Linked DNA regions of Homo sapiens: region 2 is linked to region 1. Evidence: chromatin contacts called from ENCODE Hi-C data. All regions are on one chromosome and are shown on one strand. Each heading gives the region's core, a stretch centred on a gene start or an enhancer-like site at or near the end of the contact. The rest is flanking DNA. Distances are from core to core; before and after follow the strand shown.

The links. A loop is a pair of places that touch in the nucleus more often than their neighbours do. Pooled maps may share reads with other maps.
Region 2: a loop to region 1 is called in a map of B cell, with 15 times the contacts of the local background. The contact joins the promoter of MAST4-AS1 here to the promoter of SREK1IP1 in region 1. A Hi-C loop is called at or near these places in 6 of 168 maps with a recorded cell type or tissue (B cell, CD4-positive, alpha-beta T cell, CD4-positive, alpha-beta memory T cell and 2 more) and 7 of 50 pooled maps.

Annotation. Positions count from the first base shown.
Region 1 is chr5:64,766,751-64,770,715 of GRCh38, forward strand. It overlaps SREK1IP1 (SREK1 interacting protein 1), which reads right to left and starts at 1,941. Exons shown (of 5, transcript NM_173829.4): 1 at 1,755-1,941. The coding sequence starts at 1,767. CWC27 (CWC27 spliceosome associated cyclophilin) reads left to right here and starts at 2,180. Exons shown (of 14, transcript NM_005869.4): 1 at 2,180-2,438. The coding sequence starts at 2,397. It overlaps LOC124900985 (a long non-coding RNA gene), which reads right to left and starts at 1,746. Exons shown (of 4, transcript XR_007058787.1): 1 at 205-1,746. RefSeq lists enhancers at 1,225-1,951, 1,323-2,522, 1,674-1,763, 1,914-2,233, 1,952-2,676 and a silencer at 1,692-1,986.
Region 2 is chr5:67,002,357-67,006,321 of GRCh38, forward strand. It overlaps MAST4-AS1 (MAST4 antisense RNA 1), which reads right to left and starts at 1,798. Exons shown (of 2, transcript NR_111908.1): 1 at 1,488-1,798. All of the region lies in intron 4 of MAST4 (microtubule associated serine/threonine kinase family member 4), which reads left to right. RefSeq lists a silencer at 1,676-2,015.

The DNA of each region.
Region 1 (3,965 bases), core at 691-3,190:
TGTCTCATAATAGGCAAATTACTTGATTTCTTTGTCCCTCAGTGTCCTCATCTGTAAAATGGGAATATTAATACTCATTTCACAGTGCAGTTGTGAATATTAAATGAGATAGAATACAATGTTTGATATAGTATCTGACATATTTGACTTATAAATATTAGTCAATATTAGCTACAGTTACTATCTACTTAATTTCTCACTTACCTCCCATTTGTATTTGAGTTCTATCCACAGAAAACATCTTTCATTCTGACATATTTGACACATAAATATTAGTCAATATTAGCTACAGCTACTACCTCTGTACTTAATTTCTCACTTATCTCCCATCTGTATTTGAGTTCCATCCATAGAAAACATCTTTCATTTCCTCTTTTCACATATTTCCTCTTCCTTTACGTATCCAGTTCCTCCGACTGCAGTCTCCTCTCCCTTCAAGCCACCCCTCCTACAATTCAGATCTCCTCCTAAGTGCTACCTCCTTTGGAAAGTCCTTCTGCCCATCCTGTATGTGTTTGGTGCCCTTACTTTGTGCTAAGGTCTTGTATTTTCCTTGCCATGGCACTTGTCCCACTTTCTGTAAATTTCTCTCTCTTCACTGCTAAATTCTAAGTTCTGTGTGAAGCGTAACCATGTCTACCTTGCTCACCACTGTATTTCCAATGCCCAGTACCAGTGCCTGGCACACAGTAGGCTTAATAAAGAGTGTACATTTCCTCTCTCACAGCTCCAGATGTACTCCTCCGCAAACTTCAGTTAGTACAAAAGCACAGTGTTCCAATAACAGCTATCTGTAGAAGGAGGTTCAAAAAGGCTGCCACAGAATAAAGAACCTGGTCAAATAATACTGGGAAGTGCAGGTTTAAACAAAGTTAGGGTTCTGAACCATAGTAATTCTATAGTTCATAGTAATTCTATAGCAATTCATAGTATTCTATTCTAATAGAATAGAATCTTTTCTATTACTAAAGTGCGCTGGGAATTTCCAAGTTGGGAGGTGGGGTGGAGAAGTGTGTATTTCTGAAAATGTCTCCTGCAATCAGTGTTCTGCAGTGGCAAAGCTGGTTTGAGGAGATGCTTTCCGCTACTAGAACTTCCAAGTAAGCTGGTAGTTGAGGACGAGAAAATCTTTTAAGTAATTATTCTGCAGAGTTCACCGTTTTTAGGTCAGTAACTTCTGGACATAGAATTTGAGAGTTAGAAGAAATCTTATATATAATTCAACAAAGCTCCTTCTTTTTATAAGGAAACTGAGGCCCAGAAGCACAAAGCGACCAATCTATGGCCACGGAGCAGCTACATACAACAGGAAGAGCTAGGAGTAGAACCCGCACACCCGGTGGGTCCTAGCGACTTCTAAGACAAACGATGCCTCCGGTTACCTGGGTCGGCCAAGTGTTCCCACTTCAAGTTTTAGTTTTAAGCCATACCACAGTTAAGGTAGTTTTTCTCGGCCGCTTGCCCCCTTAGGCCTACAGTTACAGTCTCTCCCTCCTCCCTCCCTTCCACAATACACTTTCCCTGTAATCCCAAGCAGCTGGGGCTTGGCTCCTGGGGGGAAGATAGTTATTTTCTTTCCTTCAGAGTTTATGTTTGGAGTGTAAACTTTTTCATGTAAACAAAACAAACCTGTGAATTTTAAGGCCTCCGCCTAAATCCCCATGGGCGCTGCTCCGTACACGCCGCACCCTACCCTACCCTCCCTTGCGCTCCCTTCGGAGCTCGGACGCAGAGGCCCTGTAATTGCTCCTTACCTGGGACTGCCATGACGGTGGTAAGAGGGGTAACTCGAGCCTCTGGCTTTCGAAAAGGCGCTTGCTTCCCGCCAGCTGTGAGAACAAGGCACAGTCAAAGCGGCGTTTTCCTTCCCCCAGCGCAGCAGCACCCTCGCTACGGTCGGGAAGGGCCTGTACGCCTCTAGCGACGGCAGAACCAGTAGATGCGGATGCAGTTTCCGGACGAGTCATATTGCAGAAGACACATGGTCCGAACCATTACTGATAGTTTTGGAGGGGGAGTTAGTTTGATCTGCACACGAGAGTAGTGTAAACACCGCCAACACTTATGAAGTGTCCCTTCTAATATTGTAATACAAATAACATAAATAACATTAAGCTATGGTAACTTTACGGACTTTTCTCGTTCCCTGGAGTACATTGGAATAACCCTTCTCAGGGTTAGCGGTGCTCGGGTCCGGTAACAACATGGCGGCGTCCGTGAGGGGCTCCTTTGGGCAGGGGTAGTGTTTGGTGTCCCTGTCTTGCGTGATATTGACAAACTGAAGCTTTCCTGCACCACTGGACTTAAGGAAGAGTGTACTCGTAGGCGGACAGCTTTAGTGGCCGGCCGGCCGCTCTCATCCCCCGTAAGGAGCAGAGTCCTTTGTACTGACCAAGATGAGCAACATCTACATCCAGGAGCCTCCCACGAATGGGAAGGTGAGAGCCTCATCTAGGGAACTTGGGGTCCTGGGATCCCCAAAGTGAGATTTCCCGGATTTGGGGTGGGGAGTGGGTTTCAGGATCTCGTGGTAGGAAGAGACCACGAGAAGTGTTGTCTTTACTCCTGCATGTGGACAATGTTGCATCGAAACACTGATGTTGGTACTTTTCAGGATGTACTTGAAGAAGTCAAGTGGAGATTTCTCTACCTACCAGCATTCCGGTCCTATTTAATGCTTTAACCCAACTCATGCAGCCGATTTCTGGGGTCTTAGGTTTTTAAACAGACATTTTTGAGTTTGATATATTCTTTGCTTAACTAAGGTCATTCATTCTCCATTTCTTCTACAATCATTAATTGAACGCCTGCGAGGCACTGGGCACTGTACTAGGCGCCGGAGATACAAAGATGGATGGGTAAGGTAGTTGTTTTCCCGGAAAAGCTTATAGTTTAGTTTGTGAGACAGACAGGTAAACAAAAGCCTGTATGTCTGATAAGCGTGCTTGTGGAGAAGAGACCAGGTTGCTATGGCGGTACTGAGTAGTGAACAACTGGGGAAGTTAGGAAAAGCCTCATGGAAAAGATATCTTTTGAGCTGGTTTTAAAACCTGAGATGACTGTCAGTCAGAGAAAGTGGGAAATGGGGACTATTACCACATTAGAATGGGGAAAGGTTTCTCTGATTGATTTGATGGCTAATGTATGCCAATTCCCATCCAAGATGTTTGTATGCTGTACAAGGCAGAAGAGTCTGTTGTGGAATAAGTGTCACCTGAATTCTTAAATTGAGACCTAGCTTATATCACATATGAAATTTGATGAATCAGCATATTGGAGAAAATGAGATTGGAAGTATATAGTTGAATTAAGATAAGCTAAATTTACACAACATACCATCCTGTTTGTTACATGATTGCATCATAAATAATTTATACAGTCTTTTATTCATTGACATTTGATAATGTAATGAGAGCAATTTAAAAGTGAAACCAAAAATGCTGTAATTCCCAGCAAAAATGTAATGGATATTTTATGGGCAGACCAATTCTTTCAATTCTTTGTTTGAACTTCTCCTGGGCATTGTAGATTAGTATGTCCATCCCACCCCTCACCTATCTTATTTAATATCAATGTGAAAACCCAAAATACCTACCTCCTCCTATTTCCAAATGTTTCTTGAGGGCAATATCACCCCCAGTTAATAAACACTGGTAGAGATTGAATAGATTTACCATCCTGCCAGACAGGGCCTTCACACTTGCTGTTCCTCTGTCTAATCAAGTGTTGACCTTAGCAAAGAGCCCTTTCTTATCTACTTTCTATGAAATAGCAAACTTCAATCATGCCTTGCATCCCAGCAGTCTCTGGCCCCCTTAACCTTTTTAGTTTTTTTCATGGTATTTATTAATTATTTAGTATTACTGTATCCTTCCTCCTACCTTCCCCCTATAGAATGTAAGGAACATAAGGGCAGAGACAAGCATCTGGAACAGTACTTGATACATGATAGAAGGAGTTCAGAT
Region 2 (3,965 bases), core at 548-3,047, 2.2 Mb after region 1:
GTATCCATTCAAAAAGGATTTACTAATATTAAATGCCTATATAAACTGAGGAGCTGTCAGGTTCTGAAAATATGAAGATCAGTAAAATGTGACTTTAGCCTTGAGGAACTCAGACTAATTGGAAAGACAGCAGTAAACAGTCAATTATACACAGTGTGATCAGCAGCCTGGTTGAAGACTCTAGAGAGTAGAAAGAAGCACATTGTGGGGTGTCCTCTGCTCCAGTCTTATGTCTGTCAGCATAGTATTCTCTTAGCTTCTGTATACTGCCTACATTTATGCGCAGTGTGTGTGTAGACATTGCGTGAAAGGGCTTATGTATGCCATCTCCTCTTCATTTATGTATATCAGCCTCTTACAGGTTGGTCCTATTATGGACCCCATATTGCAGCTGGGGAAAATGAGAAGAGATTTAAGGTCATAGTAAGTGTTGTATCCAGAATTCAGACCCAAAATTTTTGCTCTAAACCAGTGCTCTGTATCACCCCTCTCAGAGAAGCCTTTATCTGGAGCAGTGGTTCCCAACCAGGGGTGATTTTACCTCCCAAGGGACATTTGGCAATGTCCTCAGACATTTTTAATTGTCAGCACTGGCATCTAGTAGGTCGAGGTCAGCAATGTTGCTAAACATCCTCCAATGCTCAAGAAAGCTCCTCAGACAAAGAATTATCCAGCCTATGTCAACAGTGCTGAGGTCTAGAAACTGCTCCGGAGCACAGGGACACTCTTTTGTGTCAGCCTTCAAAACATCTTTTGCAATACTTAGAAACATTTTTTAAAAGAAGAGCATGGGGCAAAAATGCTGGACCAAGCTCATTAATATCTATTGAAGTGTGTTTTGTCATTTAGTGTCCCTGAATGTTTGGGATAAAGTCCCAAATGTAAAATTGAGAAAATAATGCCTTCTTTGTCTACCTCTGTGGGTTGCAAGGATCTGTGGAGGCTCTGTAAGAATGTGAGGAGATAACGCATACGAAAGCCTTGGACATGAAACATCATCCAAAACTCTTGGAGTCCTTGGTGTGAAAATATTAATGTGGGCCACAAGAATTAGATAAAGAAGATCCCACAGCAGGCTTCTTTTTGTTTACCCCGCCTACCTTGTCAGCTTACACCCCCTCTTCCTTCTCTTTATCCTCCCATTTTTGTAAGCGAGTTTGTTCCTGGTATTTACTGCATGGACTAAGCCATTTTTAGATGTATTTTTTGCTGAATATATACTTTTTTGATTTAGTATTTCTTGCCATATTACACCAGACTTAAGGCAGCTAATTTAAATTATATTTTTTCTTTATGTACTTTATACAAACATTCATGGATAGGGGGAGATATTTAAATACCATGCCTTTCTTCAAAATGAATAACAAGAACATTCAGCCCCCTTCATTCTGCCCTTTCAAGGTCTAACGTACTTGAAGGGGCAATACTTGTAGCATTTGCCACATAAATGCCAGGTAGTGTCTTTCCACATCGGGGCTCACCATTACCTAGATCTGTAGTTGCCGGCCATGAAGCCAAACAGGTGTGCACCGTGGTCATTGATGGAACAGATGTAAACTCATAAATTTAGTTTACTGAGGTTTTCGGTGAGTGTGGCTTCCCGTCCGCGTGCTTTTCCTATACAACCAGCGGCGTCCTGGCGGAGGAGTCACTGTGGACTTCCCCGGAGCGTTGTCACTGCCATCCCTCCCGCGGTGAATCACAGGTCGGCCTCAGGTGCGCGCAGCACACACCCGGAGCAGCCGCGGGTTTATTTATTTATTTCCGGGACGGATCCATTCCGGGCTCCGGGGAGGGGGAGCGGCGGCCCAGGCTGCGGGGCTGTCCCGGCACCGGCTGGGGTCGCGCCGCGGCCGCCTGCTCCCTTTCCCGTGAGCCCCCGCTCCTCAGGCGCGGCCGGGGCTGGTGGGGGGTGGGGGATGCAGGAAAGCTGGGGGCGCGGCCACCAAGCTGTCCAGGGACAAGGCCCTGCCGCCTCCTCCCAGCCGGACCCTGGAAGGGTCCACAAAGGTGTCAGGTTCAAGTCCTCCAATAGGCCCATTTTTTAAAAGTGCTTTTAAGTTTCCGCTTTTTTCAGGAGGGGAGGGCAAGAGCAGCTTTTTCTATTCAAATTCTTTTCCTTGTATGTAGATACCAAAAGGAAACTCGGCACTGGGCATGTTCGGATGTGAATGGTTTTGCTGATAAGCAACAGCCTCCGGAACCAAAGCCTCAAAATAGTCGTCTCCCCCGCCCCTCGCAGAAGCGGCGAGTGGTATCTGCCAAACAGATGACAAAGTACCTCCGACTGAATCCCACAGACAGCGCTTTGAGCAGAACGCACGGCTCAACTCATGTAATTACTGTTTATAGCTGGCCGAGCCTGACTAGGAGAGGGCAGACCCGAGAGGAAATCAGTTTCCCGGACCTTTGAGAGGAGGCTGTGTGTTAATTAAAGGCTAGGACGGGACGGGTACTTCTCAGACATGCTCCAAGTTGTTCTTGAGATCACAGTTCCCATCACATTTTCTCTGGAGGGAGTGAGTAGATAATTGGGATTTTTTTTTTATTTTTGGCCTTGTCTTTCTTCCTTTTTTTTACCTCTCCCCATTTTAGTCATATGGCCTTGAACCCACAGTGAATTGAAGAGAGAAAGAAATGGATATGTCTGACCCCAATTTTTGGACTGTGCTCTCAAACTTTACTTTGCCTCATTTGAGGAGTGGGAACAGGCTTCGGCGAACACAAAGGTAAAAACGCGGGGATCTCTGCCTGGAGAGGGAATGCTTTCACTTCCCAGGGGCCCACAGGCGGAGCTGCCTGAGCCCCTCAGGAGCTGGGGTTTTGTGTATTGGGTGACACTTTGAAAAGTTTATGCCCCGCTAGGGGAGGGGGTACTGTTTCAGGTATTTCTTCGTCCTTGTGGTTTCCTGGGTAACCCTGATAAATGTGCTTCTCATAGGTTTTCTCCTTTTGAAATGTGGATAATAAGACATTTCCTTGTGAGAGGTGGGGGAGAAAAAGGGAAAGAGGAGGAGATACTTTGTCTAAGTCTGTCCCTTTGACCTGATCATGTTTATCCATTTCATTCACCCAGTCATTGAGGCTTCTGGTACTTTTCGTTGAGCCCTTCAGATGTTCCTCTCTATTAAATATTTGACCTTTATAAGATGCAGATGTACGATGCAAGGATAGCCCAGGTTAGCTATTTCATACTATCTGTGGAGAGGCAGATCTACATAACTTTGTCATTTTGATTTTTCAATGGTTTGCTGGCATTTATTACTAATACAGGAGTGTCCTTTTCATTTTGTAACGTATATTTGATAGAAAAGATGGGGAAAGAAAAAGAATTTTAATGTCAAGATGAAGCTCATGCCACAAGTGACAGGCAGTTCCAAGAGTTTGCTGACACTTGTGTTGAGAGACTATGACTTTGAAGGAGGCATTTCTCACCACATTTGTGTCCAGCACAGAAAAGTAAGATTGTTGTACTTTTAGAGGGGCACACCTTTTGAGTTGTGTTAATACTGATTCTTTGTTTTCCTTCAAAACTTGCCTTGCATGTACATGTGAACATGCATGAGAGCAACTTTGCAGTCAGATAAACAGGATGCAGGCTCTCAGATTTGGAGCTTCACAATCTCTATGCTTCAGTGTTCAAAGAACCCAAGAAAATGGTTCGTTCTTTTTGGTTATACCTGTAACTTTTTGTAGTATAAATGTGGATATGTGATACTTTAGAAAACTTAGTTTTTCCTTTTGAAGTTTTTCATGGTTTCTTACATTTCAGAAACATCCTGGAATACTCACATACACTGTTTATATACATGGGTGCACACACAAATCACATGTGCACCTGTGTGTATGAGAGAGACATCTGGCAGGTTTCAAAGTCATATTTGCTTTTTGATGCAGTTTGAAGTGTTGATACCACTAAACTATGTTGGATTCTGAAGTTGTACCTTTTAAGTAATGTGACTATG